Regions from separate parts of the Homo sapiens genome. Here all the other regions are linked to region 3. A link is a loop called in an ENCODE intact Hi-C map of the cell type or tissue named here. Cell type or tissue: K562. All regions are shown on one strand.

Evidence for each region. A loop is a pair of places that touch in the nucleus more often than their neighbours do. Peaks named below come from ENCODE experiments on the same cell type or tissue, not always from the same donor. Only the 100,000 strongest peaks of a DNase experiment are listed, where the experiment ranks them.
Region 1: a loop joins it to region 3, with 4 times the contacts of the local background. A loop is called at or near these places in 5 of 110 quality-filtered maps.
Region 2: a loop joins it to region 3, with 3 times the contacts of the local background. A loop is called at or near these places in 2 of 110 quality-filtered maps.
Region 4: it touches region 3 in a loop (7-fold over the local background); 6 of 110 quality-filtered maps call a loop at or near these places.

Annotation. Positions count from the first base shown.
Region 1 is chr17:27,034,677-27,042,676 of GRCh38, reverse strand. It overlaps the pseudogene GTF2IP6. Among named protein-coding and RNA genes, the nearest start is that of MIR4522, 260 kb to the left of the region's middle. In K562, a CTCF peak has its summit at 3,757 (motif pointing right); a DNase peak (open chromatin) is centred at 3,766.
Region 2 is chr17:27,171,716-27,179,715 of GRCh38, reverse strand. No RefSeq gene overlaps it. Among named protein-coding and RNA genes, the nearest start is that of MIR4522, 120 kb to the left of the region's middle. In K562, no CTCF peak of the experiment used is centred here; no DNase peak of the experiment used is centred here.
Region 3 is chr17:27,084,608-27,092,607 of GRCh38, reverse strand. It overlaps LOC105371703 (a long non-coding RNA gene), which reads left to right and starts at 3,367. Exons shown (of 4, transcript NR_135673.1): 1 at 3,367-3,514. In K562, no CTCF peak of the experiment used is centred here; DNase peaks (open chromatin) are centred at 3,080 and 3,351; H3K4me3 peaks cover 5,002 bases.
Region 4 is chr17:27,130,299-27,138,298 of GRCh38, reverse strand. No RefSeq gene overlaps it. Among named protein-coding and RNA genes, the nearest start is that of MIR4522, 160 kb to the left of the region's middle. In K562, no CTCF peak of the experiment used is centred here; no DNase peak of the experiment used is centred here.

The DNA.
Region 1 (8,000 bases), 50 kb after region 3:
TCAGAGCAGAACTGAAGGAAATAGAGACACAAAAAAACCCTTCAAAAAATTAATGAATCCAGGAGCTGGTTTTTTGAAAGGATCAACAAGATTGATAGACCGCTAGAAAGACTAATAAAGAAAAAGAGAAGAATCAAATAGATGCAATAAAAAATGATAATGGGGATATCACCACCGATCCCACAGAAATACAAACTACCATCAGAGAATACTACAAACACCTCTATGCAAATAAACTAGAAAATCTAGAAGAAATGGATAAATTCCTCGACACATACACTCTCCCAAGACTAAACCAGGGAGAAGTTGAATCTCTGAATAGACCAATAACAGGATCTGAAATTGTGGCAATAATCAATAGCTTACCAACCAAAAAGAGTCCAGGACCAGATGGATTCACAGCCGAATTCTATCAGAGGTACAAGGAGGAACTGGTACCATTCCTTCTGAAACTATTCCAATCAATAGAAAAAAAGGGAATCCTCCCTAACTAATTTTATGAGGCCAGCATCATCCTGATACCAAAGCCGGGCAGAGACACAACCAAAAAAGAGAATTTTAGACCAATATCCTTGATGAACATTGATGCAAAAATCTTCAATAAAATACTGGCAAAACGAATCCAGCAGCACATCAAAAAGCTTATCCACCATGATCAAGTGGGCTTCATCCCTGGGTTGCAAGGCTGGTTCAATATATGCAAATCAATAAATGTAATCCAGCATATAAACAGAGCCAAAGACAAAAACCACGATTATCTCAATAGATGCAGAAAAAGCCTTTGACAAAATTCAACAACCTTCATGCTAAAAACTCTCAATAAATTTGGTGTTGATGGGACATATCTCAAAATCATAAGAGCTATCTATGACAAACCCACAGCCAATATCATACTGAATGGGCAAAAACTGGAAGCATTCCCTTTTAAAACTGGCACAAGACAGGGATGCCCTCTCTCACCACTCCTATTCAACACAGTGTTGGAAGTTCTGGCCAGGGCAATCAGGCAAGAGAAGGAAATAAAGGGTATTCAATTAGGAAAAGAGGAAGTCAAATTGTCCCTGTTTGCAGATGACATGATTGTATATCTAGAAAACCCCATTGTCTCAGCCCAAAATCTCCTTAAGCTGATAAGCAACTTCAGCAAAGTCTCAGGATACAAAATCAATGTACAAAAATCACAAGCATTCTTAAACACCAACAACAGACAAACAGAGAGCCAAATCATGAGTGAACTCCCATGCACAATTGCTTCATAGAGAATAAAATACTTAGGAATCCAACTTACAAGGGATGTGAAGGACCTCTTCAAGGAGAACTACAAACCACTGCTCAAGGAAATAAAAGAGGATACAAACAAATGGAAGAACATTCCATGCTCATGGGTAGGAAGAATCAATATCGTGAAAATGGCCATACTGCCCAAGGTAATTTACAGATTCAATGCCATCCCCATCAAGCTACCAATGCCTTTTTTCACAGAGTTGGAAAAAACTACTTTAAAGTTCATATGGAACCAAAAAAGATCCCGCATCGCCAAGTCAATCCTAAGCCAAAGGAACAAAGCTGGAGGCATCACACTACCTGACTTCAAACTATACTACAAGGCTACAGTAACCAAAACTGCCTGGTACTGGTACCAAAACAGAGATATAGATCAATGGAACAGAACAGAGCCCTCAGAAATAGTGCCGCATATCTACAACCATCTGATCTTTGACAAACCTGACAAAAACAAGCAATGGGGAAAGGATTCTCTATTTAATAAATGGTGCTGTGAAAACTGGCTAGCCATATGTAGAAAGCTGAAACTGGATCCCTTCCTTACACCTTATACAAAAATCAATTCAAGATTGATTAAAGACTTAAACATTAGACCTAAAACCATAAAAACCCTAGAAGAAAACCTAGACATTACCATTCAGGACATAGGCATGGGCAAGGACTTCATGTCTAAAACACCAAAAGCAATGGTAACAAAAGCCAAAATTGACAAATGGGATCTCATTAAACTAAAGAGCTTCTGCACAGCAAAAGAAACTACCATCAGAGTGAACAGGCAACCTACAAAATGGGAGAATATTTTCACAACCTACTCATCTGACACAGGGCTAATATCCAGAATCTACAATGAACTCAAACAAATTTACAAGAAAAAAACAAACAACCCCATCAAAAAGTGGGCAAAGGACATGAACAGGCACTTCTCAAAAGAAGACATTTATGCAGCCAAAAAACACATGAAAAAATGCTCATCATCACTGGCCATCAGAGAAATGCAAATCAAAACCACAATGAGATACCATCTTACACCAGTTAGAATGGCCATCATTAAAAAGTCAGGAAACAACAGGTGCTGGAGAGGATGTGGAGAAATAGGAACACTTTTACACTGTTGGTGGGACTGTAAACTAGTTCAACCATTGTGGAAGTCAGTGTGGTGATTCCTCAGGGATCTAGAACTAGAAATACCATTTGACCTAGCCATCCCATTACTGGGTATATACCCAATGGACTATAAATCAGGCTGCTATAAAGACACATGCACACATATGTTTATTGCGGCATTATTCACAATAGCAAAGACTTGGAACCAACCCAAATGTCCAACAATGATAGACTGGATTAAGAAAGTGTGGCACATATACACCATGGAATACTATGCAGCCATAAAAAATGATGAGTTCATGTCTTTGTAGGGACGTGGATGAAATTGGAAATCATCATTCTCAGTAAACTATCGCAAGAACAAAAAACCAAACACCGCATATTCTCACTCATAGGTGGGAATTGAACAATGAGATCACATGGACACAGGAAGGGGAATATCTCACTCTGGGGACTGTGGTGGGGTGGGGGGAGTGGGGAGGGATAGCATTGGGAGATACACCTAATTCTAGATGACGAGTTAGTGGGTGCAGCGCACCAGCATGGCACATGTATACATATGTAACTAACCTGCACAATGTGCACATGTACCCTAAAACTTAAAGTATAAAAAAAAAAAGCTTCAACGTATAGTCTTCGTCATGTGATGAGTTAAATTATAGATAAGCAAAAATAGTTATACTAAGACAAATTTTAAAACCAAAACAAAATATATGTAATTATTATATAATTATTTAATTCCGTAAATGGCTTTTCTATGCCTAAAATAAGTGATGTAATTTTATGGGTTAGTCAGATATACACTAACACATTTGAAAAATAGGCAAAGGATATGGTAATTGGCAGAAAATTATGCTACGATACTCTTTAATTTTAACACCAATCAGTGGAGTATTTTAATGAGTCTAAGATACCCTTTTTCAAGGTTTCTGGAAAAGTCACATGGTAACATTTGCTAGGATATTATGAACCTTATTAGAAAGCAAATTTCAGTAGATTTTGAGTATTTGGAGTATTGACTCTCAATGGTGGTTTTTCTTGACTTTCATGTCTTTTTTGAGAAAATCATTGAATATGTACATAAATATTTTCTTCCCAGGTTATTACGGTAGTGTTATTTTTAAGAGGGAAAATTGGAATCACTGACCTTTGAAATAATGTAAGCACTAAAGGAATTATGGTGTATCCATGAAATGGAGTACTACGTACTCTATAATGTTTTTAAAGAATATTGACTCTCAGAGAAATATACTTAGTGAAATTCAGTAAATAATCATCTAAATGTGATTCTGGCTATGTGTAGATGGGGAGGAGGATTTCTGGAGGAGGGGATTATGTACTGAATGCTATAGTGTGGGTTTCATCTGGGTTTCAGCAGATGGCGCTAAGTTCCCCAGCTGCTGTGAGTGTTCGAGTCACCTTGTCCACCTTTTCCCTGGGGAGGACCACACTGGCTTCTGAGCTGTTGGTGCAGCTGCATCCCTGTTCAGCACTTTGCCTGTTCATCCATGCCTGCCTCCCACCTCCTGGGTGCTGTTATTGACAGTGCTCCCCAGCAAGCCTGTGTGAAATCTCAGTCTCTTTCTTGGAGAATCTGACCAATAATAGATTATAAGGGATTTCTGCATTTTTTTTCTTATAAATTTTGTGCTGTCTTTTTTTTAAAATCAGGCAAAAATCTATTTAGAAAGAGTAGTAACTTTAAAAAATGGTGTTAGGTTTTTTTTTTTTTTTTTTTTTTTTTTTGAGACAGAGTCCTGCACTGTCACCCAGGCTGGAGTGCATTGGCACAATTTCTACTCATTGCAACCTCTGCCTCCCAGGTTCAAGTGATTCTCCTGCCTCAGCCTCCCAAGTAGCTGGGATTACAGGCGTGAGCTACCACACCCAGCCTTTTATTTATTTATTTATTATTAGTATTATTATTATTTTTGCATTTTTAGTAGAGACAGGGTTTCACTATGTTGGCCAGCCTGGTCTCAAACTGCTGACCTCATGATCTTCCCACCTTGGCCTCCGAAAGTGCTGGGACTACAGGCGTGAGGCGCTGTGCTCAGCCTTGTGCTAGATTTTTTTTCATTCACCTAGCAGAAATGGTGATTTTAAATATCTGCCTTTAACATAATATTTGCTGTGCTTATTGTAGTTGAAAGAACTGGCCAAGTTTAAGGCCAAAGGGGCCTGCATCACTGAGTATAAAGCAGATGTCTTTGCCTTCGGAACTGAAGGACAGAGGACACAATTTTTTCAATACCAGAAAGGATTTTCAAACAGATTTTGTAAAATATTGCAAGCATTGTGTTTTTATCATTTTTATTTCATTGATTTTCAACCTAAATATTTATAGATAAGACTAGTCATATTTTCTTCTAAAGCAGAATGAGGTTTAAACTATAAAAAAAAATTTTTTTTTTTGAGATGGAATCTCATTCTGTTGTCTAGGCTGGAGTGCAGTGGCAAGGTCTCGGCTCACACAACCTCTGCTTCCTGAGTTCAAGCAAATCCCCTGTCTCAGCCTCCTGAGTAGCTGGGGTTACAGGCACGTGGCACCACGCCCAGCTAATTTTTTTTTGGTTTGTATTTTTAGTAGAGATGGGGTTTCACCATGTTGGTCAAGCTGGTATTGAACTCCTGACTTCAAATGATCCACTCGGCCTCCCAAAGTGCTGGGATTACAGGTGTGAGCCACTGTGCACGGCCTAAACTATGAATGATTTTCTGAAATGTTTATGCAGACATTTCAAAATGCTCAAAAGGAATCACCGAAGTCGTAATATGTCACGGTGGATACTGAAGAGTTAAGAACAATGGCAAGTGTTGATTGTATGGGGCTCCTTGCTTGGCTTCACTCTGGATTAATGAGATGCATTAGAGAGAAGGTAATGAAGGGAGAGAATTTTTGAATAGTTCTTAGTCAGATAAGGAATTCTAGATAAAGTTGGTGAACTGCAAACAAGAAATTCACTGTGCAGAGAAGTTTGTTTAAGCATGATGCAGAATTAAACAGTTCTCCTCAACTCGCTCAGTGGAATCACCTTATCTGAATCTTCAGTGGGTTTTGCAATCCTTGTTTAGAGCAGTGAGCTTATCTGACATTGGAACAGAGTATTAAAATTTACTATAGGGTGTTAATACTTATGGCCTTTTCACAGTATGACAACTTTCATATCTGTGTGTAACCTAACACTATCGATAGGTTTCATGTTAACTGAGGGAAACACTGAAAGGGAACAAAAAAGGCAGGGCGTCTATAGGCACAGAATACATCCAGGCATAACTCAACTTTTTTGAGCCCTGCAGATACTGCAGTTTTTACAAATTGAAGATTCGTGGCAATCTTGTGTCAAGCAAGTCCGTTGTGCCATTTTTCCAACAGCATGTGCTCTCTTTGGTTGTCTGTGTCACATTTGGTTACTCTTAGAATATTTCAAACTTTTTCATGATTATTATATGTGCTGTGGTGACCTGAGATCAGTGAGCTTTGATGTTACTGTTGTAATTGTTTTGGACTCCATGAACACACCTGTGTAAGATGGCAAACCTCATTGGTAAATGTTGTCTGCTCTGACTGCTCCACCAATGAGGAGGTTTCCCATTGCTTCCTCTCCTAAGGCCTCCCTAGTCCCTGAGACACAATATTGAAGTGAGACCAGTTAATAGCCCTCCAGTGGCCTCTAATTGTTCATGTAAAAGAAGGAGTTGCAGTCAGTTCACTTTAAATCAAGTTAAAAATGAAGAAGCTTAGTGAGGAAGACATGTTGGCAGTTGAAAGCTAGGCCAAACAGTTGGCCAGGTGGTGAATGCACAGGAAAAGTTATCGAAGGAAATGAGAAGTGCTGCTCCAGTGAACCCACAAATGATAAAAAAGCAAAACAGCCTTGTTGCTGATACCGAGAAACTTTGGTCTGAATAGAAGATCAAATGGGCCATAACATTCCTGTAAGTCAAAGCTTAATCCAGAACAAGGCCCTAACTCTCTTCAGTTCTGTGATGGCTGAGAGGAGGTGAGTAAGCTACAAAAGAAAAGCTGAAAGCTAGCTGAGGTTGGCTCATGAGGTTTAAAGAAAGACACAGTCTCTATAATATAAAAGTGCAAGGTGAAGCAGCAAGTGCTTGATGTAAGAACTGTGAGTTCTTCAGAAGATCTCGCTGAGATAATTCATGAAGATGGCTACACTCAAAAAACAGATTATTAATGTAGACAAAACAGCCTTATATTGGAAGATGCCATCTAGGACTTTGCTAGCTAGAGAGAATTCCATTACTGGCTTCAAAGCTTCAAAGGACAGGCTGAGACTCTTGTTAGAGGCTAATGCAGCTGGTGACTTTAATAGAAGCCAATGCTCATTTACCATTCCAAAAATTCTAGGGCCCTTAAGAGCTACGCTAAATCTGCTCTGCATGTGTTCTATCAACAGAAGAATAAAGCCTGGATGACAGCACATCTCTTTATAGCATTGTTCACTGAATTTTTTTATTATTATTACACTTTAAGTTTTAGGGTACATGTGCACAACGTGTAGGTCTGTTACATACGTATACATGTGCCATGTTGGTGTGCTGCACCCATTAACTCATCATTTAACATTAGGTATCTATCTTCTAATGCTATCCCTCCCTGTTTGTTTTGTTAATGCTATCCTGTTTGTTTTTTTCTTGTAAATTTGTTTGAGTTCATTGTAGATTCTGGATATTAGCTCTTTGTCAAATGAGTAGATTGCAAAAACTTCCTTCCATTCTGTAGGTTGCCTGTTCACTCTGATGGTAGTTTCTTTTGCTGTGCAGAAGCTCTTTAGTTTAATTAGATCCCATTTGTCAATTTTGGCTTTTGTTGCCATTGCTTTTGGTGTTTTAGACATGAAGTCCTTGCCCGTGCCTATGTCCTGAATGGTATTGCCTAGGTTTTCTTCTAGGGTTTTTATGGTTTTAGGTCTAACGTTTAAGTCTTTAATCAATCTTGAATTAATTTTTGTATAAGATGTAAGGAAGGGATCCAGTTTCAGCTTTCTACATATGGCTAGTCAGTTTTCCCAGCACCATTTATTAAATATGGAATCCTTTCCCTATTTCTTGTTTTTGTCAGGTTTGTCAAAGATCAGATAGTTGTAGATATGTGGCATTATTTCTGAGGGCTCTACCTGTTCCATTGGTCTATATCTCTGTTTTGGTACCAGTTTTGGTTACTGTAGCCTTGTAGTATAGTTTGAAGTCAGGTAGTTTGATGCCTCCAGCTTTGTTCTTTTGGCTTAGGATTGACTTGGTGATGCAGGCTCTTTTTTGGTTCCATATGAACTTTAAAGTAGTTTTTTCCAATTCTGTGAAGAAAGTCATTGGTACCTTGATGGGGATGGCATTGAATCTATAAATTACCTTGGGCAGTATGGCCATTTCCACGATATTGATTCTTCCTACCCATGAGCATGGAACGTTCTTCCATTTCTTTTTTTTTTTTTTTAATTTTTTTTTATTGATAATTCTTGGGTGTTTCTCACAGAGGGGGATTTGGCAGGGTCATGGGACAATAGTGGAGGGAAGGTCAGCAGATAAACAAGTGAACAAAGGTCTCTGGTTTTCCTAGGCAGAGGACCCTGCGGCCTTCCGCAGTGTTTGTG
Region 2 (8,000 bases), 87 kb before region 3:
AAAGTCCTCTTTGTAGATTTACAAAAAGTGTGTTTTCATCCTGCTGAATCCAAACAAAGGTTTGACTCTGTGAGATGAATCCCCACATTGCAAAGCATTTTCACAGATAGCTTGTTACTAGTTTTTATTGTGGGATATTTGCTTTTTTGACTATGGGTCTAAATAGGTTCCAAACTGTCCCTCTGTAGATTCTACTAAAAGAGTGTTTCCAACCTGCTGAATCAAAAGAAAGGTTTAACTCTTTGAGATGAATGCCCACATCAGAAAAGATTTTCACAGATAGCTTGTTTCTAGTTTTTATCGCAGGATAAGTGGGTTTTCACTCTAGGCCTAAATGGGCTCTGAAGTGTCCCTTCTTAGATTCTACAAGAACAGTGTTTCCTACTTGCTGAATCAAATTAAAGGTTTAACTTTTTTGGGCTAATCCAGACATTGCATAGCATGTTTACAGATAGCTTGAATCTAGTTTTTATCATGGGATGTTGGGTTTTTCACCGTAGGCCTCAATGTGCTCTGAAATGTCCCTATGTTGATTCTACAAAAAGAGTGTTTTCAACCTGCTGAATCCAAACAAAGGCTTAACTCTGTAAAATGAATCCAAACATTGCAAAGCATTTTAACAGATAGCTTTTTTCTAGTTTTAATCACAAAATATTTGATCTTTCACTGTAGGCCTCAATGGTCTATGAAATGTCCCTTTGTAGATTTTACAAAAAGAGTGTTTCCAGCCTGCTGTATTAATACAAAGGCTTACCTCTGTGAGATAAATCCTCACATTGCAAAGTATTTTCACAGATAGATTTTTTTCTAGTTTTTGTTGTGAGATATTCAGTTTTTCAGTATAGGCCTCAATGGGCTTAGAAATGTCACTTCCTATATTCTACAAGAGTGTTTTTAACCTGTTGAATCAAAATGAAGTTTTAACTCTGCAAAATAAATGAACACATCACAAAGCATTTTTGCAGATTGCTTGTTTCTAGTTTTTATTGCTGGATATTTGGTTTTTCACTCCAAGCCTCAATGGGCTCTCAAATGTCTCTTTGAAGATTCTACCAAAAGAGAGTTTCCAACCTGCTGAAACAAAACAACAGTTTAACTCTGTGAGATAAAATCATACATTACAGAACATTTTCAGACATAGATTCTTTGTAGTTTTTATTACGGGACACTTGATTTTTTACTATAGGCCTCAATGGGCTCCAAAATGTCCCCTCGTAGATTGTACAAGAGAGCATTTCCAACTTGCTGAATAAAAACAAAGATTTAACTCTGTAAAATTATTCCACATATGGCCAAGCATTTTCATGGGTAGTTTGTTTAGCTAGTTTTAATGGTGAGATATTTGGTTTTTCACATAGGCTTCAGTGGGCTCCAAAATGTCCCTTCGTAAATTTCACAATAAGAGTGTTTCCAACCTCCCTTTTGTAGGTTTTACACAAAGAGTGTTTTCATCCTGCTGAATCAAAATAAAGGGTTAACTATATGAGATGAATCCACACATCACAAAACATTTTCACAGATAGCTCGTTTCCAGTTTTATAGCAGGATATTTGGTTTTATGACTATGGGGCTCAGTGGGCTCTGAAACGTCCGTTTGTACATTGCATCAAAAGGGTGTTTCTCACCTGATGAATCAAAACAATGTTTAGATCTGCAAGATAAATGCACACATCACAAAGCATTTTCATAGATAGCTTGCTTCTAGTTTTTATTGCGGGATATTTTGTTATTCACTATAGACTTCAACATGTTCTGAAATGTCCTCTCATAGTTTCTACAAGAGTGTTTTTAACCAGCTGAATCAAAACAAAGATTTAACTCTGTGACATAAAATGATGCATTGTAAAGCATTTTCACAGAAAGCTTGTTTCTAGTTTTTATCACAAGATATTCAGTTTTCAGTTTTTTACCTCAGGCATCAATGGGCTCCAAAATGTTCCTTCGTAGATTTTACCAAAAGAGTAATTTTGGCCTGCTGAATCAAAACAAAGGTTTAACTCTGTGAGATGTGTGAGATGAATCCACACATTGCCAAGCATTTTCACAGACAGCTTGTTTCTAATTTTTATTGTGGGATATTCAATTTTTCATTATAGTCCTCATTTTGCTCCAAAATGTCTTTTCATAGATTCTAAGAAAAATAGTGATTCCAACCTACAGAATCAAAAGAAAGGTTTAAAGCTGTGAGATGAAATCACACATTACAGAGCATCTTCAGACATAAATTCTTCCTAGTTTTTCTTATGGGACACTCAAATTTTTACTATAGGCCTCAACGGGCTCCCAAATATCCCCTCATAGATTGTACAAGAGAGTGTTTCCAACTTGCTGAATCAATGCAAAGGTTTAACTCTGTGAGATGAATTTACACATTGCAAAGAATTTTCACAGAGAACTTGCTTCTAGTTTTTATCATGGAATATTCCGTTTTTCTCTATAACCCTCTATAACCCTTTCTGTCAAAGGACTCTGAAGTGTTCCTTCGTAGATGCTACAAAAAAAGTGGTTCAAAAGTGCTGAATCAAAACAAAGTTTTAATTTTGTGAAATTAATCCACACATCGCCAATCATTTTCACAGATAGCTAGTTTCTAGTGTTTATTGCAGGATATTTGAGCCTCAATGGGCTCCAAAATATTTCTTTGTAGATTCTACAAAAGGAGAATTTCCAACCTGCAGAATCAGGAGAAAGGTTTAATTCTGTAAGATGAATCCACATGTCACAAAGCATTTTCACAGATACCTTGCTTCTAATATTTATTGTGGGATATTCTGGTTTCACCATAGGCTTCAAAAGGCTCCAAAATGTCCTTTCTACAAAAAAAGTGTTTCCAACCTTCTGAATTAAAATGAAGGTTTAACTCTATGAGGTGAATTTACACATTGCAAAGCATTTTCACACATAGCTTCTTTCTAGTTTTTATCTCAGGATATCCAGGTTTTCACTATAAGCCTTAACGGGTGTCAAAATGACCCTTGTAGATTCTACAAAAAGATTGTTTCCATCCTGCTGAATGGCAACAAATGTTTAACTGTGTGAGATGAATCCACACATCGCACAGAGTGTTTCCAAACTGCTGAATCAAAACAAACATTTAACTCATTGAGATAAATCCACACATTGCAAAACATTTTCACAGATTGTTTGTAATTTTATCACAGGATATTTGAATTTTCACTATTGGCATTAATGAGAACTGTATTGTCACCAAGTAGATTGAAAAAAATAAGTGTCTCCAACCTTCTGAATAAAAACCAAAATTTAACTATGTGAGATGCATCCATATATCACAAACATATTTACAGAGAGCCTGTTTCTAGTTTTAATCATGGGATATTTGGTTTTTCACTACAGATTTTAATAGGCTCAAAAAGACTCCTCTTAGATTCTATTAAATATGTGTTTCCAACTTGATGTATAATAACAAATATTTAACCCTGTGAAAGAAATCCACACATCACAAAGCTTTTTCACAAATAGCTTGTTTCTAGTTTGTATCACCGGATATTCAGTTTTTCATTATAGGCCTCAATGGGCTGTGAAATGTTTCTTCATATATTCTACAAAAAGAGTCTTTCCAACCTGGTGAATCAAAACAAGGTTTAACTCTGTGAGATGAACCCACATATCACAAAGCATTTTCACAGATAGCTTGTTTCTAGTTTTATCATGGGATATTTGGATTTTCACCACAGGCCTCAGTGGGCTACAAAATGTCCTCTAGTAGTACCAGTTAAGTGTCTTCTACCAGCTGAATCAAAACAATGGTTTAACTCTGTGAGATGAACTCACACATCACAAAGCATTTTCACAAATAGCTTGTTTCTATTTTTTATCATGGGATATTCAGTTTTTTGCTATAGGCTTCAATGGGCTTCAAGAGGTTGTTTCTAGTTTTCATTGCAGGATATTCATTTTTTCAATATTGGTCTCAAAGGTCTCTGAAATATCCCCACATTGGAAAGCTATTTCACAGATAGCTTGCTTCTTGTTTTTGTCACAGGATATATGGTTTTTTGAAATGGGCCTCAATCGGCTCTGAAATGTCCCTTTGTACATTCTACATAAAGAGTGTTTCTAACCTAGCTGAATCAAAAGAAAGTTAAACTCTGTGAGATACAACCACACATTGCAAAGCATTTTCACATATAACTTCCTTAGTTTCCATCACGGGATATTCAGTTTTTCACTATATGCTTCCATGAGCTATGAAATATCCCCTCGTAGGTCTACAGAAAAGGTGTTTCCAACTTGTTGAATCAAAAAAAAAAATATTTAACTTTGTGAGGTAAAACCACACATCACAAGGCATTTTTACAGCTAGATTTTTTTTTTCGTTTTTATCACAGAATATTCGATTGTATAATGTAGGCCTCAATTTGCTCCAAAACTTCCCCTTGTAGATTCTACAAAAAGAGTACTTCCAACCTGCTGAATCACAAGAAAGCTTTAACTCTGTGAGATGAATCCACACATCACAAAGCATTTTCAAAGATAGCCTGTTTCTAGTTTTTATCGTGGAGTATTCGGTTGTTCAGTATAGCCATCTAGCGGCTTTGAAATATTCTTTTTTAGATTCTATAAAAAGAGTGTTTCCAACAGGCTGAATCAAAATAAAGGTTTAAATATGAGAGATAAATTCACACATGGCAAAGCATTTTCACAAATATCTTGTTTCTAGTTTTTATTGTGAGATATTTGGTTTTTCACTACAGGCCTCATTGCACTCTGAAATGTCCCTTCGAAAATTCTATAACAAGAGTGTTTTCAAACTTCTGAATCAAAACAAAGGTATAACTATGTGAAAGGAATGCACACATCACAAAGCATATTTTCAGATAGCTTGTTTCTAGTTTTTAAAGTGGGATATTCAGTTTTTCACCATAGGCATCAGTGGACCTCTTGTAAATATGTCCTCTTATAGATTCTACAAAAACAGTGTTGCCAACCTGCTGAATCAAAACAAACTTTTATCTTTGTGAGATGAATCCACATATTGCAAAGCATTTTCACAGATAGTTTGGAATTTTTTGTTTTTCACTATACGCCTCAATGGGCTCTGAAATCCTTGTCAGATAGCTTGTCCCTTCATAGATTACACACAAAAAAAGTGTTTTCAACCTGCTGATTCAAAACAAAGGTATAACTTTTTGAGAGGAATCTACACATCAAAAATTATTTTCACAGATTGCTTGTTTCAGGTTTATATCGAGGGATATTTGGACTTTTACTATCAGCCTCAATTTGCTCTGAAATGTCTCATAGTAGATTTTACAAAATTGTTTCCCTCCTGCTGAATCAAAACAAAGGTTTAACTCTGTGAGTTGAATCTAAACCTTGCAAAGCATTTTCACAGACAGCTTGTTTCTAGTTTTTATCACAGGATATTCAGTTTTTCAGTATGGGCCTCAATGGGCTCTTTAATGTCAATCTGTAGATTCAAAAAAAGAGTTGCTTCCAACCTACTGAATCAAAACAAAGGTTTAACTCTGTGAGATGAATCCACATGTTGCAAAGAATTTTCACAGCTTGTTTCTAGTTTTTATCACTGGATATTGGGTTTTTCACTGTAGGCTTCAATGGACTCTTAATTGTACCTTCTTAAATGCTACAAAATAAATGTTTCCAACCTGCTGTATATAATCAAAGTTTAACTCTGTGAGACGAATCTACACATCACAAAGCATTTTCACAGTGTCAGATGAATCTACACATCCCAAAGCGTTTTCACAGCTTGTTTCTAGTTTTTATTGTGGGATATTCGGTTTTTCACTATAGGCCTCAAAGGGATCAGAAATGTCTTCCTTTACGTTCTACTAAAATAACGTTTCAAAACTGCAGTATAAAAACAAAGGTTTGACTATTAGAGATAAATCTATACAATGCAAAGCATTTTCACAAATAGCTTGTTTCTAGTTTTTATCACCGGATATTCGGTTTTTCACTATAGGCCTCAATGGGCTACAAAATGTTCCTTTGTAGTTTCTAAAAAAAGTCTTTCCAACCCTACTGAATCAACACAAAGGTTTAACTCTGTGAGATGAATCCACACATCACAAAGCATTTTCACAGGTCGCTTGTTTCAGGTTTTTATTGCGGGATATTCAGTTTTTCACCACATGCCTCAATGGGCTATGAAATGTCCCCTAATAGATTCTACCAATTAAGTGTCTCCAACTGGGTGAATCAAAATAAAAGTTTAACTCTGAGAGATGAATCCACACATTGCAAAGCATTTTCACCGAGAGCTTGTTTCTAGTTTTTATAGCTGGATATTCATTTTTTCAATATTGGTCTCAATGGGCTCCGAAAAGTCCCTTTGTAGATTCTACAAAAAATTTTTTCCAACATGCTGAATCAAAACAAATGTTTAACACTGTGAGATGAATCTTCGCATCACAAAGCATTTTTACAGATAGTTTGTATGTAAATTTTGCCACATTTTGAATTTTTTACTATAAGCTTCAAAAGGCTCTGAATTGTCCCATCTTAGATTCTACTAATAGTGTGTTTCCAATATGCTGTATAGAAACAAAAGTTTAGCTCTGTGACATGAATCCACACATTGCAAAGCTATTTCACAGATAGCTTAGTTCTAGTTTTTAATGATGGGATATTTGGTTTTTCACTATAGGCCTCAATGGACTCCAAAATGTCCCTTCATATATTCTACAAAAAGAATGCTTCCAACCTAGCTGAATCAAAATAAAGTTTAAACTATGTGAGATGAAACCACACATTGCAAAGTATTTTCACATATAGCTTCTTTAGTTTCTATCATGGAATATTCAGTTTTTCACTATAGGCCTCCATGGACTCCAAAATGTCCCTTCATATATTCTACAAAAAGAATGCTTCCAACCTAGCTGAATCAAAATAAAGTTTAAACTATGTGAGATGAAACCACACATTGCAAAGTATTTTCACATATAGCTTCTTTAGTTTCTATCATGGAATATTCAGTTTTTCACTATAGGCCTCCATGGGCTATGAAATGTCCCCTTGTAGATTCTACAAAGAAAAGTGTTTCCAACTTGCTGAATCAAAATAAAGATTTACCTTTGTGAGATGAACCCACATATCACAAAGCATTTTTACAGATAGATTTTTTCTAGTTTTTATTGCAGGATATTAGATTTTATACTATAGGCCTCAATTTGCTCTGAAATTATCCCTTGTAGATTCTACAAAAACAGTATTTCAAACATGCTGAATCAAGACAAAGGTTCAACTCTGTGAGATGAATCCACATATTGCAAAGCATTTTCACAGATAGGTTGTTTATAGTTTTTATTGTGGGGTATTCAGTTTTTCACCATAGGCATCAATAGGCTCCAAAATGTCCCTTCATAGATTCTACGAAAACAGTGTTTTCAACCTGCTGAATCAAAACAAAGGTTTAATATTGTGAGATAAACCCATACATCGCAAAGCATTTTCACTCATAGCTTTTTTCTAGTTTTTACCGTGAGATATGTTATTTTCACTATAGGCCTCAATGAGTCCCAAAATATTCCCTTGTAGATTCTACAAACAAAGAGGTTCCAACCGGCTAAGCAAAACAAAGGTTTAAATTTGTAAGATGAATATACACATTGCAAAGCATTTTCACAGATAAGTTGTTTCTAGTTTTTATCAAGGCATATTTGTTTGTTCACTGTAGGCCTCAATGGGCTATGAAATGTCCCGTCGTAGATTCTACAAAAGGAGTTTCTAACCTGCTGAATAAAAACAAAAGTTCAACTTGTGAGATGAAAATCACACATCACAAAATATTTTCAGAGATAGCTTCTTTATAGTTTTTATCATGGGATATTCGGTTTTTCACTATAGGCCTCAATTAGCTCTGAAATGTCCCTTCGCATATTCAACAACAACAGTGTTTCCAACCTGTGGGATAAAAACATACGTTTTACTCTGTGAAAAGAATCCACATATCACAAAGCATTTTCAGAGACAAATTTTTTATTGAGAAATAATTGCTTTTTTACTATAGGCTT
Region 3 (8,000 bases):
CACATTTCTGTTGGCTTGAAAAATGATACAAAATGCATAAACTTCTAGAGTGGATCAGTTTAAAAAAAGAGTTCATACCAAAGGTAGTAATACTAGGAATCAAAGAGGGCTAAACACTGAAGGTTCTTAAAGGCGAAAGTTAATAAAACCTTGTTTTTGGTTGTGAATCTTTGCCTTACAACGTTATACATGATTCTCCCCCTTTCTTTTTCCTCTTGCAAAGATGTGGTGATAAACCAGGTTTGCTCATGCAGATGACAATACTCTTGAAAATGGTGGCAGAGAAAAAAAATGAAGGGAATATGGTTCACTTAATCATCTCATAAATTAGAACTTATTACCCCTGTGACTCCTCCATAGCTCCAGAAAAAATATGTGAGAGAGATGAAATGGCTGTTTGCTACTAATATTTTATGTGATGCTTCATTTTTTGATTCCTTGAATAACACTTACAATGCATTAGCCCATTTATGCCAGAGGTTGCCATTTTTTGAATTTTTGCATAAGTGAAAAATCAGACCTTGTTGATGACATTTAGCAGTAGGATATAAGTAATGTCCCAATAATGGAACACTAGGCATAAGTGCATTAACACGATTATGAAAGCATAGCTATTCAAGTAACTAATTATACAACTGACTTTTTTCCTCATTTCTAAAACATAGTAAGGGATCAGTTATTTAAAAAATACAACAGTGACAAGTATTTTATTTTCAACTCAGTTTTGGTGTGTTAAGGCCGTTGCTTGGTATAAAACAAAAACAAAAACAGGAGGAGAAACAAGAATACAAACATGAGACAGAAGCAGTAGCAAAAGAAAATGAAGAGGAACAAGAAAATGAGAAGAAAATACACAATGGAAGAAAGGAAAAAGAACAGGTGTGGGAATTAGAAGGCCTATTATGATACCTTTTATCCCCTCCTCCATTCATAAAATTTGAGTAACTCCCAGAGTATCACAACAAAAAACAAGCAAAAGGATACACAAATAGTCACCCCCTAAATTTTGTTAAGAATGAGATAATGCTGCTACTCATGCCTAGCTCAGGCACCAGCAGGAGGAGGGCACCCTCCAGAGACTGCAGGAAAAGGGGGAGGACTCCTCTTTGCCCTAGATGTACCACCACCACTGCCACCAAGGCCTTCGTTACAGCACCTAAAGTTTCCTCCCCGCCCCAGAATGGGATAGGCCCTGCAGTGCTCCTACTCCCGCTTCCCGTTCCCCAGACTTCCTACTGCTACCACCACTAGCACCAATGCCAATACAACCACTGTCACCCTCAATGTATCAGCCCACCCTACCAGGATCCTACCGCCTGGTCCCCGTGGGTGCCCTCCTACTGCTCCAGTTGAGCTGCGGTCTCCATCACCACCACCAAACACATGAGGCAAGCTGCAGAGCCACATCATCTGCTCGACCGTACCACAGGTGACTCCTCCTTCTCCTCCTTCAGCCTGGCTTGGAGCAGTTGGGCAGGCAAAGCCAGAAAAGCCCAAGACAGGACTCAGGGAGTGGAACCGTTAGAGCCTCATCTTGTCACGCTGGTGACTAGGTGGCAGGGATCCGTTTCATTGAAGGCACTCACACCCACCTTCCAAAGTCCAGCCTCTCCTTCTGGCAAAAGCTGGCCAGGAACTGGGGCCTGGGGAGAGAGTGAATGCCTTCACTGAAACTGGCCCCTGGCCAAGTCCAGCTGGCCAGGAATTGCTGGGTCCACCAAGCCTGCCCTTCTCGGGGAACCCAAGTAGGAGAAACTCAGACCCAGCCAGCCCTCCCCACCCAAGGGCTGGTTCCCATTCCTGACACCTCCACCCACAGTGCCCTGTCCCCAACTTCCCCCATGGTGCCTACTAGTCCCTGCCCAGTAGTCCTAGGTGGTCTTTGCAACACAGAGCATGACGGCAGGCTGGGAAACCACAGTGGGTGTGGGGGCCCTGCCGTGCAATCTAGCTCGAGCGGGAGAAAATTGCCTTCTAGAGTCTGGAGTCCGGGAAGAGGAGAACGATCTCTTACTTGGAGGCCACCAGAAGAAGGAGACCACTGCTGTCGCTGCTGCTGCCACCTCCTCAGCTCACCAATGCTGCTGGCAGTGTAGCCCCCATAGCACCCCTAATCTGCCCCCTGCCACTAGCAGTGTAGCCCCCGGATAGCACATCCAACACACCCTACAGTTTCAGGCAATGTAACCCCAATGCCCCCCCCCCAAAGCACTCCCCCCACACCTCAGGGAGTGTACCACCCAATAGTGCCCACAATCTGACCCAGCCACGGGTGTTGCTGCATTAGATAGCATCCCAAACCCGCCTCCCCCCACCCCATCACGGGCAGTTCAGCTCCTGATGGTGCACCCCCCAGTCACAGGCAGTGCAGCACCCAACAATGCCCCTAAACCACCCCCCACTGCCAGCATTGTAGACCCAGATAACTCCACCCAACCCACCCCCTGCTGTGGGCAGTGCAGCAGAAGATAGTGCCCCTAATCCTTCACCAGCCACCAGCAGCACACATTACTGTACACAATCTGCCTCCCCCCACCACCCCTGCCACCGCAGGCAGTATAGCCCCAGATAGCCAGCCAACCTGCCCCACTACCAGCAATGCAACCCTGGAGAGTGCCCCCAACCAGACCACTGACACAGGCAGGGTGGCCTCTAGCAGTGATCACCAAAAGGACACCCAACCCTTGCCCCCAGAAGCGTACAGGGCAGCCCAGAAAACTCACCTACCCCATCACATTTCTACCACTGTGGCCCAGCTGCAGTCTCCAGCGTCACCACCAACCACAGCGAGGCGAGCCATGGTGGCACAGACTCCAGGCTTCAGCCTCCAGCATGTGGTGGTGCCTCTTCCTTCTCCTAGTCCTCCAGCCCAGCAGGACAAGCTCCTGCTGCCGGCCACCCTCTTACTGCTCTGTCGCCACCACCAACCACAGCAAGGTAGTGTCCCAGGCTCCAGGCTCCATCCATCCTCCAGCCTCCAGCAGGCAGAAGGTTGCGGCCTCTTCCAGTTCTCTAAGCTGAGCAAAGAGCCGCTCCCCGACTTGACACAGCAGAGCCTGAAATGACCTGATGCGACCTCACCATGCTTTATATACCGAGGTTATGCAAATGCCGTTCCTGGACTACATATTCTGATTGGATGAGAGAAAAACCTCTAGGCCTACTCTGATTGGACTTTATTTTCATGCTGTGATTGGTTGTGTTAAGACTTGCTCTCATCCAATCAGAACATGATCATAAAGTCCAATCAGAGTAAGCCTGGAGGTTTTTTCTCATCCAATCAAAACATGCAGTCCAGGAACCTCCGTGGGCATAGCCGCAGTATATAAATGATGCTGAAGAGCAGTCAGGTGTTTTCAGGTTCCTGTGTCTTCCCGTTGAGTTGCTCGCTCCACGGCATGGAGGACTAGGAATCAGGAGTCAGTGGCCGTATGCTGGAGGCTGGAGCCGCGGGAGCGCGGCTCGCCTCGCTGCGGTTGTTGGCAGCGACGGAGATAGGAGTGCGGCTGGAGCGGTAGGAGAAGGAAAACAGTTTTGGGATAGATGGAGGGGAGTAAAGAGGGTAGTTAGTGCCAAAGGCAGAAAAGGATAGCTTAGCCGGAGAAGGGGCGTTGCAAAAAGATGGCGGCGAAAAGATGGTGGGGAAAAAAGTTTTTGGGTAAATGGAGGCGGAAATACAGGGTGGGGAGCGGGAGGGAAGGAAGGTTTTGCAGAAAGACGGTGGGTAAAAAGTTTCAGGGTAGATGGAGGGGGAAAAGAGGGTGGCAAGTGGGAGGAGGAAAGAGAGGAAGGTGATGGGGGAAAAGGGGGGCGAGCAGTAGGGAGAGAAGGCTTTGTGAAAAGACAGTGGGGAGAAAATACAGTGTGGGGGAAAGTTTTTGGGTAGAGGAGCAAAAGAGGGTAGCAAGTGGGAGAAAGAAAAAGAGGGTAGCCAGCAGGAGGAAGACAAGGTTTTGTGAAAAGACAGTGGCAGAAAAGAAAGATGGTGGAGAAAGGAAAGACAGTGGGTAAAAAGTGTTTTGATAGATGGTGGGGGAAAGAGGGTGATGAGGAGGAGGAAAGAGGGTGGCCAGAGGGAGCAGGCACAGAGGATTGGGAAAACGACGGAAACATAGTTTGGTGTAGATGGAGGGCAAAAAAGAGGGTGGCAAGCAGGATAGGGAAAAGAAGAGCATGAGTGGTAAAGGGGGGAGACTTTGAAAAGATGGTGGGAAAAGTTTTGGGGGGTAGATGGAGAAGGAAGAGAGGGAGGTAGGCAGGAGTAGGGAGAAGGCTGTGTGAAAAGATGGGGGGAAATGTTTTTGGGTTGATGGAAAAGGGAAAGAGAATAGCAAGGAGGAACGGGGGGAAAGACGATGAAGAAAAGAGTTTTTGGGTAGATGAAGGGGGAAAAGAGGGTGGCGAGCAGTAGGAGTGGGGAGAAGGTTTTGGGAAAAGATGGGGGAAAATGTTTTTGCTTAGATGAAGGAGCAAAAGAGGGTGATGAGAGCAGGAGGGGGAAAAAGGGTGGCCAGGGATAAGGGGAAAAGATGGTGGGAAGAAACAGTGGGGAAGGGGTTTGGGTAAATGGATGGGGAAAAGGTGTTGAGCAGGAGAGTAGAGAAGGCTTTGTGAAATGATGGTGGGGAAAAAAATGGTGAAGAAGTTTGGGGGCAGATGGAAGAAAAAGGGTGGCGAGGGGAAGGGGGCCAAAGGTGCTCGGGAAAAGAAGGTAGGGAAATAATGGTGGGGGACAATGGTTTTGAGTAGATTTTTTAAATAAGATCATTTGTATTTTTGTTTTTGAATAGTCTGAGATCTTCATATATTTTGTGCATGAATCCCTTGCCTGATGCATAGTTTGCAAATACTTGCTTCCATTCTCTGGGTTGTTTCTTCATTTTTAAAAATTTTTAATTTAATTTAATTTTTTTTAGATGGAGTCTCATTCTGTCGCTCAGGTTGGAGTGCAGTGGCACAATCTCAGCTCACTGCAAGCTCTGCCTCCTGGGTTCACACCATTTTCCTGCCTTGGTCTCCTGAATAGCTGGGACTGCAGGTGCCTGCCACCACGCCCGGACAATTTTTTTGTATTTTTAGTAGAGACGGGGTTTCACTGTGTTAGCCAAGATGGTCTTGATCTCCTGGCCTTGTGATCGGCGTGCCTCAGCCTCCCAAAGTGCTGAGTGTACAGGCGTAAGCCACTGCACCCAGCCTGTTTCTTCATTCTACTGATTGCTTCCTGTGCTTTGCAGCAGCCTTTTTCTTTTTGAGACGGAGTCTCACTCTGTTGCCCAGGCTGGAATGCAGTGGCGTGGTGTTGGCTCACTGCAAGCTCCGACTCCTGGGTTCATGCCATTCTCCTGCCTCAGCCTCCTGAATAGCTGGGACTACAGGTGCACACTACCACGCCCAGCTAATTTGTTGTATTTTTAGTAGATACAGGGTTTTACCATGTTAGCCAGGATGGTCTCAATCTCCTGACATCGTGATCCGCCCATCTCGGCCTCCCAAAGTGCTAGGATTACAGGCATGAGCCACTGCACCCAGCCTGCAGAAGCTTTTAAGTTTAATGTAATTACATGTTTGCTGTTGTTTGTGCTTTTGATGTCTATTTGAAAATTCCTCGTCTTCTCCAGTTTCATGAAGCATTTATCCTATGTTTTCTTCTCTAGTAGTTTCATAGTTTCAGGTCCTACATTTAAATCTTTATTTTGAGTAGATGTTTGTATATGGTAAGATAACGGCCTAGATAGATTCTTGTACATGTGGGTGTTGGGTTTTCCTAGCACAGTTTATTGAAGATATTGTCCTTCCCAAATGTGTGTTCTTGGTGCCTTTGTTAAAAATAGGTTGACAATAAATGCATGAATTTATTCCTGATTTGTGTATTGTGCTTCACTTGTCTGTCATTTGTTCATCTCTGTCTCTCCCCCGCCCTTTTTATTGATAGTACCATGCTGTTTTGATAGTACCATGCGTACTATAGATTTGTAGTATATTTTGAAATCAGGTAGTGTGATGCTTCCAACTTTTCATTTTATTTCTTTTGTCTGTCTGAGTTATTTTGCATTTCCGTATGAATTTTAGGATGGTTTTTTCTATTTCTATTAAGAATGTCTTTTGTAATTTAAGATGGATTGCATTGATTCTGTAGATCCCATTGGTTGATATAGATATTTTAACAATATTCTTCTAGTGCATGGACATGGGATATCTTTCCATTTACTTATGTCTGCTTTAATATCTTTCATCTGTGTTTTATAGTTTTCATTGTGGTATCTTTTGCCTTCTTGGTTAAGTTTATCCCTAGATATATATTTTTTTGAAATGAAATAGCTTTCTTGATTTCTTTCTTAGGTATTTCGCTATTGGTGCATGGGCATGCTACTCATTTTTATATGTTGATACTGTATCTTGCAACTTGACTAAATTTATTATTTCTAGTAGGATTTTTGTGGAATTTTTAGGGTTCTCTCTCTCTCTAGATATGTATAAGTTTATGTCACCTGCAAACACGAAATTTGACTTCCTTTTTTTCCAATTTGGATGCTTTTTATTGCACTCTCTTGTCTAATTGCTGTAGCTAGGACTTGCAGTACTATGATGAATGAAAGTGGTGTAAAAGTAGCCATACTTGTTCCAGATCTTGGAGGAAGAGCTTTTAACTTTTCTCCATTGATTATGATGTTAGCTGTGGGTTTGTCATATATGGCCTTTATTGCACTGAGACATGTTCCTTCTGTACTCATGTTGAGTTTCTATGAAGAAATGATTTTTTTTTCAGCATCTACTTAAATGATTTATGTGTTTTCTTGATTCACTGAATGTGATGTTACACATTTATTTGTGTTTATTGAATCATCCTCATATTCCCGGGATGAATCTCACTTGATCATGGCACATGATCATTTTATTGTGTTGTCAAATGCAATTTTCAAGTATTTTGTTGAGGACTTTTTGCATCTGTGTTCATCAGGGTTATTTAAAATGCCTGTGGTTGTCTTTGTGTGTTGTGTCCTGCTCTGGTTTTTGTACCAGGGTCATGCTGTCCTCATAGAACAAGTTTCGAAGCCTTCTCTCCTGTTCATTTTATGGGGAACATTTTGAGTAGAATTGGTATTAGCTCTTTAAAAAATGCTTGGTAACTCAGCAGTAAAACCATGATTCTTGTGTTTTTCTTTGCTGGGAGACTTTTTATTACTGCTTTAATTGCATTACTCATTATTGGTCTGTTCAGGTTTTTTGTTTATCATTCTATCTTGGGAATTCATTATGTGTCTAGAAATTGAAGCACTTCTAGATTTTTCAGTTTGTATATAAACGTCTTTAGTAATCATTTACAATCCTTTGTATTTTTGTGTTTAATTGTAATGTTTGCTTTTTCATCTATGGTTTTGTTTCTTTTTCTTATCCTTAGTCTAGCTAAAGCTTGTCAATTTTGATTTTTTTTTTCTAAATCACCCCAGCTCTTTGTTCCATTGACTTTTTGTATGTTTTGTTTCTGTTTTTAAAATTTCCGCCCTAATCTTTATGATATTTTTTCTACTGATTCTAGCATTTGAATTTTTTTTGTTTTTCTCATTACTGGAGGTGTACTGTCAGGTTGGCTATTTGAGATGTTTCTACTTTTCTGATGAAGGCATTTATAGCTATGCCCTTTTCCTCTTAGAACTGCCTTTGCTGCATCCCACAGGATTTGTTATGTTGTGTTTCTATTCTTGTTTCAATAAACATTTAATTTCCTTTTTTTCCATTGGTTGTTCATGACCCTGTATTTTAATTTCCATATATTTGTACAGGTTTTAAAGTTTCTCCTGTTACTGATTTCTAACACTATTCTACTGTGGTTAGAAAAGATACTTGATATGAATTCAGTTTTTGAAATTGTGCTGAGACTTGTTTTTTGGCCTAACACATAGTCTGTGTTGGAGAATAATTCATGTGCTACTGAACTAATGATGTCTGTCTGGATGATCTGTCCATTGACAATAGTGGGGTGTTGATTATAGTGGAGTGTT
Region 4 (8,000 bases), 46 kb before region 3:
GTATGTGGCAATTATGAATGGGATTGCATTCCTGATTTGGATCCTTGACTGTTATTGGTGTCCAGGAGTGCTAGTTATTTTTGTACATTGATTTTGTATCCTGAGACTTGCTGAAGTTGTTTATCAATTTAAGGATCTTTTGGGCCTAGATTTTGAGGGTTTCTGAATATAGGTACGTGTCTTGCGCTGGCAGGGATAGTTTGACTTCCTCTCTTCCTATTTGGATGCCCCTTTTTCTTTCTCTTGCCTGAGTGCTCTGGCCAGAACTTCCAATACTATGTTGAATAGGAGTGGTGACAGGGTATCTTTGTCCTGTGCCGGTTTTCAAGGGAAATACTCCAGCTTTTGCCAATTCAGTATAATGTTGGCTGTGAGTTTTTCACATATGGCTCTTATTAGTTCAAGGTCTGTTCCTTCAATACCTAATTTTTTGAGAGTTTTTGACATGAAGGGGTGTTGAATTTTATTGAAAGCCTTTCCTGCATCTATTGACATAATCATGTGGTTGCTGCTTCACCTTGTACTTTTGTGTTATGGAGATGGCTTATTTCCTTAAGCCTTATGAACCATCATCTGCTAGATTCCAATTTTTCTTCTGTGGCTTCCTCACCTCTCTCAGCCTTCATAGCTTTGAAGAGAGCTAGGTCCTTGCTCTGGATTTTGTTTTGGCTTAAGAAAATGTTGTGTCTTGTTTGATCTTCTATTCAGATCACTCAAACTTTCTACTTATCACCAATAAGGTTTTTTGGCTTTCTTATCATTTGTGTATTCACTAGAATAACACTTTTAGTTTCCCTTAAGTTTTTCTTTGAATTCACAGCTTGGCTAACTGTTGGGTGCAAGATGGCTAGCGTTCAGCCTATCTTGGTTACAACATACCTTCCTCATTAAGCTCAATCATTTCTAGCTTTTGATTTAAGGTCAGAGATGTGCAACTCTTTCTTTCACTTGAACCTTTAGAAGTCATTGTAGGGTTACTAATTGATCTAATTTTAATATTGTTGTGTCTCAAGGAATAGAGAGGTCTGAAGAGATGGAGAAAGATGGGATATTTGCCAGTAGGTGGAACAATCAGAACACACAAAACATTTCATGAATTAAGTTCAATGTGATGTGGGAATGGTTTGTGGCACCCCAAAATAATTATAATAGTAATAATAGTAAAAACCACTGATTACAGATAATCATAAAAGATATAATAATGAAAAAGTTTGAAATATTGCATGAATTACCAAACTGTGACACACAGACATTATGTGAGCACATGGAAAAAACAGCTAATAAATTTGCTGAACACAGGGTTGCCACAAACCTTCAATTTTTTTTAAAATGCCATCTCTGTGGAGTTCAATAAAGTAATAAAGAAAGCAATAAAAGGAGTATATGTATTTAATATTTTATACATAAAGGATCATGCTGTTTCTAAATAGGAGCATATTTCTTCTTTGTTGTTAACATATATCTTTCATCCTTGCTTTATTTCAGTGGCTAGGAATTCCAACTACCATGAGGAATAGAAATTAAAAGATTGTATGATCTTGCCTTCTTCTTTCTGTCAGCTTTAGTTTAGTTTAGTTCTGTTTTCTTTGATATAAAAATTTTGCTTATCAGATTGAGGAAGTTACTTTCTATTCCTAATTGCTTAACTTTTTTTTATCTTGAATACATGTTTACTTTTGATACATGAATTTTCTATGTTGTTTGAGTTATGTTTTTTTCCCTCATTCTGTTAATAAGATTTTATTTATTTTATACATTAAATCAAACATGCGTTCTTGGTAAAACCAACTTGATCATAATGCATTATTCATTTTATAGACTGCTGGATTTATTTTTTAAATAAATTCATTAAGTATTTTTGTATCTGTGTGAATGAGGATATTCATGTGTACTTTTTTATTCTTTGATGTATTTTTGTCAGGTTTGTTATCAGGGTTATGCTAGCATCAAAAAACAAAATACTATGTGTTTCCTACTATTTTTTGTAATAGCTTGTTTAAGATGTTTTCTTCTTTATATACTGATAGAATTAACCAGTAAAGTCATAAATTACTTGCATACACTTTGTAATTTGAATTGTATATATTTTAGAATTAATTCTTCAATTTCTTCAAAATTGCTAAAATTTTTATTGACATTACATGAGGAGATTTTAGCATCCTTAAGCTACTGAGTTTTACAATCCATTGATATTGTGTATTATACCTTTGTTTAGATTTCTGTAATTTCTTTCATTCATGTTTCACTTAATTTTTTGCTTGTTTCCTTGTTCAGAGTCATTGAACATAATCTTTGGATATTTGCTGGGTATTTGGTGTTTCTTGATGCTATTAAGAATGAGTATCCATTTTAGCATTTCAGTTTTTCTCTTTGCTCTTAGAATAAGGAGTTATTTCTAATGAGGTTACCTCTACCTGCATTTATAGTTTTACAATTATAATTGGAACATTGAAAACATACTTAACCTAAAATGTCATTTTCTTTTGAATCTACAACACCACCCTAACTTTGCTTGCCCTAAATCTCTCATTTTTTTCCAAAAGTCATATACAGTTTTTCTGTGTAGGTGATATGGAAGTCATCAATATTCTATAATGCTATGACAATAACAAAGAAAAGCCTTTATAGGAAGTGACCATCTATATAGCTAAAGTTTTTTTAGACAAAGCCAGGTTTTAGCATAGTGTAGAGGTGAAAGGAATCTACAAAAGCCAGGCACTATCTCCAAAGGGCAAAGGCTTTTAAATATTTTCTTTCTGTTTTTCACAAATGTTACTAAAATCTTTTTAATTTCTTAATTATGAATGGTTTCAAAAATACATGTCCTGCATTTAAAATTACCAAATACTTTTAAGCTCCAAATTTTCAACAATGACAGTTTCCTGTCTACAGCCATGTTCCCTTTACTACAAACTGGATGAACAATACCTATAAAAATCAAGTAAGGAATTCAATTTACTGTTTTTTTAAGTAAAACATAATCATTCTCTTTCTGTCTCTCTCCTCTCCCTCTGACCTTTTTCTCCTTTCCTCTATCTTTCATTGTTTAATTTTGGTGATATTTTGCTGGTAGATATCTGGAAGAAATCTGGACACAGTCTGCCTGTTTTCCTCTAGTCTTTGTCATGGAAACGATACTTTGATAATGAATTAATAATTTTTGATTAACTGTCACTGTGCAATAATAACAAATTGTAGCAGGCTCCTATTGTCTTTTCTAGGGCACTGAAAGAGTACATATTATTCAGAGTATTAATTTCTTATGCATATTCATGGCCCAATACAAATATATATTGACTCAAAATTTAATTTAATAATGATAGATGACTTTTATAACCATCTTTTAAAATATATATGACACAGTATCATGATGGAAACATGCATTTTATAACTTTCAATTGATGGTAAAGTTAGTAATGAAATAATTAGGGCTAGTATAGTGAAAAATAACAAAGATAGTAGAAGTGTCTTTATCCATTTATTTTTTTTGAGGTAAAGAAATATTTCATCCACCTTCATGATTTTTATTTTAAACTACTTGTTGAAAAAGCCCCACATTGCTTATCAACTTAGTCCATTTTATGTTCAATTGGAGAATCACTGGCCTTTATTGGACATTACACACGTATTCCTTTCTCTAGATAATTTTGCTAATGCGCTAATCCAACAAATACTTTATCTCCTACTCTGAAATACATTAGACACAGAGGACTTGTAAGTTTGGCTAGAAATCTACTCCAATTTTTTTTCTGCACAGATATCCTTTTGTAGGCATCATTTTTCCTGGCTGCCTTAGAATCTGGGTGTCAACAACCTTGTTCTCTCTCTGCCTTATTCATCTCTCTTTCTTCAACTTACTAAATGCTGATTTTCATCTCCTCCAGTTTTGACCCTGGAAAAAGCATTAGAGGTAAAGAGAAAAGAAAGGGTGCATTGCTGTACTCTCTACGTCTGATTTTGGCAACTCCTGAGATTGAACCACGTAGGCAGATACTTTGGAGACCTCCAAATTTGGATAGCTGTTTCTGGCAATTCCTGGGATGGCTGGAGAATTTGTCATGTGGTTACTTACTCTTGCTGTTCCCGCGGATGTGGCTGCACAGCCCAGCATCTTACTGCTGAGGTCTCCTCATTCCTCATGGTGATTCTCTTGGGCTGGGCTTGAGATCGTCTCCTTCTTGTCTACTCTCTTGCATGGCCCACATTTGCTGGTGGGAAACACTCACTTGAGACTCATCTCTAGTTGGAATACAGTTACTTCCTAACTGCAGGCCTTTAATCTCCTGCAAAAGTTCTTCATTTAGACTTTCACCCTTTAAAGTTGTCAAGTGAAAGTCAGATACTCATCAACTAATTTCTCTAAATTCTCTAACTTCTGTAAATTTAGTTCTTTTCAGAGAGACCCTCCTGATGTTCTTGTCATGAAGCTTATGGAGAAATGCAAGAAGTCCGATGACTTTTTGTTGACAACTTACAATCAACACTCTGTAATATTGCTTTCCTCCCAAATCCTCAGTCTCCAAGCTACCTGAGCCTCCCATCTTTAATCATTATATTATTTATATTTATATGATATTTAATCATGTGAATGTTACACACTGAACTTCAGTCACTTCTCTTCCATGTTCTACAAAAGTTGTCTGCAACTCTCTTCACTGAGAGTAGGTAGCATAGTTTTGGATGAAACAGTTTCTTTTTAAATGTTCTGTTACATATATGTGATGATGTATTCAAAATGGTTTCTAAAAAGAAAATGCTTTCCGTCTAAGAGAGAGTTGTTGAGAAAATCGGAAGGGAACACACATATATGCAAAATAGACATGACAAAATAATTTGCAGTATAAAATAAATCACTTTTAAGAAAGCCAGAGACAGTTTACTGTGGCAGAATATACTGTTTGGTGTAAAATTCTACAGTTTAGAAAATATATTTGAAGTAGGCCATTTACGTTACTTGAACTTTAAGCGTTGTATACACACCACTAAAAATTGTCCATTCATTTTAGCAGTATCTAGTTTAATTCTATCCTATGCTTAGTTCATAATGCAACCCAGATACATGGTTGTCTACAAGGCTATTGATTATTTCTAGGCTACCAGAAGATTTGGATTTTTTTTCTAATATCAGTTTTTTTTTGTTTTTTCAGGTTACACAAGAATAAGATACTATGTTGGGGGGCATTTTTGAAGGGTTAAATTTCACTTATAAACTTTCATTGGTCTAAAATTGAAGGTAAGATCATCTAAGAGGTCTTGACCTTTTCTAAAATTTTCCTGCCTGTGATAGATTTTATCACTGTTCATTTTGTAACTAAACTCTAATTTATTAGCTAGCATTGTTGAGACAATTTTTTTGTATATAAAATTGCTAGAGATGGAAATTTTAGTCATTGTTTCTGAGCACCTTTGGTGGTAATTTTTGATCTATAAAATTTATTTGAGATTCAGAAGTGTGAACCTATTTTTTTCACAAATTTTGATTTATATAACATAATTAGGATAATATAGATCACTTAACGACTTATTTTCTTTCATTGTGCTTTTTAAATTAAGACTAATTTTTTTAAAAAGCAAGATTTTGAAATTTTAGAAATGCATTAAAATTAATTTTTCTTACTTTTTATGTAATAAATCTTCTTAAAGACATGCCAAAATAAAGCAAGTTACCTGGAAATAAGTCTAATAGTCATATAGTTACTTTAAAAACCTTACCATCTATTTTTTGTATGGGATAAAACTTAAAAATTATTTTGAGTAAGTAATGAATAAGATAATTGAAGTAATAACAAAAACTCCTATTTGTGACCAACTAGGATAGTGAACCAAATTGATTTACTAAAATCTATCTCAGCAATAGATCTTTGAACAGGTCACCATGAAACTGGCCCCTATTTTTTAAGAACTTAGGGGAATTTGTACATTGACTTTCAAACAGAATATCTGAATTTTAAAAGGTCTAGAATCCTTGTAATAATGAGTAAAACTTTTGTCTGGCAGAAGTATCTTTTGGTTAATCTGTAAGAAACTTTATTTTAAGAATATCTGCATATCTAGTGCATCTAGAAAAAACTCTATCACCACAAAAGTTGTTATTATGATTATGTATACCTTTGCCATTTAGTGCCTGGTTTGATGCACACAATGTTGTTGGAAACATATACTCATATTTTATGTTTGTGATGATCTATTTTATAATATAAAATTAAGTTCCAATATGAATCCCATTGCCAAAATAGAACGTGACTAAGTTCTTTTGAAGAAAAATTATACCAGATAGAGTTAAACAGGCAAGACTTTATTCAAGGCTATTGCAATAGTGGATAGAAATTGAACTCAGTTCTTTTGAAATGAAATGCAAGAAAATTTTAGTGGAAAAGCACTGGAGGAAGTGAAGGGGAGGTTTTTCCCTGAGTTTGGACCACCTGTGTTTAATTGTTGCCTATGGAATTTCAGCTCCTATTATCTATACAAACTGGGAGACTGGGAAAATATCTTTCTGGATAACAATATTTCAAAGGGATGTCTCCAAGGTTTCTGAGACATCCCTGGGTTATAAAACTAATGAGTGGCTGGGAGAAAATTATAACTCAAAGAGTCATAGGAAGAATTTACAATGGAAAATTTTCTAAAGTAAATGCTCTAAGAAAACAAAAGTCAGAGATTCATCTTCTTCCTGGTTTAGTCTTGGGAGGGTGTATGTGTCGAGGAATTTATCCATTTCTTCTAGATTTTCTAGTTTATTTGCATAGAGGTGGTTATAGTATTCTCTGATGGTAGTTTGTATTTCTGTGGGATCGGTGGTGATATCCCCTTTTTCATTTTTTATTGCATCTATTTGATTCTTCTCTCTTTTCTTCTTTATTAGTCTTGCTAGTGGTCTATCAATTTTGTTGATCTTCTCAAAAAACTAGCTCCTGGATTCATTGATTTTTTGAAGGGTTTCTGTGTCTCTATCTCCTTCAGTTCTGCTCTGATCTTAGTTATTTCTTGCCTTCTGCTAGCTTTTGAATGTGTTTGCTCTTGCTTCTGTAGTTCTTTTAATTGTGATGTTAGGCTGTTAATTTTAGATCTTTCCTGCTTCTCTTGTGGGCATTTAGTGCTACAAATTTCCAAGTTGAATCTCTGAATAGACCAGTAACAGGCTCTGAAATTGTGGCAATAATCAATAGCTTACCAACCAAAAAGAGTCCAGGACAAGATGGATTCACAGCCAAATTCTACCAGAGGTACAAGGAGGAACTGGTACCATTGCTTCTGAAATGATTCCAATCAATAGAAAAAGAGGGAATCCTCCCTAACTCATTTTGTGAGGCCAGCATCATCCTGATACCAAAGCCTGGCAGAGACACAACCAAAAAAGAGAATTTTAGACCAATATACTTGATGAGCATCGGTGCAAAAATCCCCAATAAAATACGGGCAAACCGAGTCCAGCAGCACATCAAAAAGCTTATCCACCATGATTAAGTGGGCTTCATCCCTGGCATGCAAGGCTGGTTCAATATACACAAATCAATAAATGTAATCCAGCATAAAAACAGAACCAAAGACAAAAACCACATGATTATCTCAATAGATGCAGAAAAGGCCTTTGACAAAATTCAACAACCCTTCATGCTAAAAACTCTCAATGAATTAGGCATTGATGGGACGTATCTCAAAATCATAAGAGCTATCTATGACAACCCCACAGCCAGTATCATACTGAATGGGCAAAAACTGGAAGCATTCCCTTTGAAAACGGGCACAAAACAGGGATGCCCTCTCTCACCACTCCTATTCAACACAGTGTTGGAAGTTCTGGCCAGGGCAATCAGGCAGGAGAAGGAAATAAGGGGTATTCAATTAGGAAAAGAGGAAGTCAAATTGTCCCTGTTTGCAGATGACACGATTGTATATCTAGAAAACCCCGTTGTCTCAGCCCAAAATCTCCTCAAGCTGATAAGCAACTTCAGCAAAGTCTGAGGATACAAAATCAATGTACAAAAATCACAAGCATT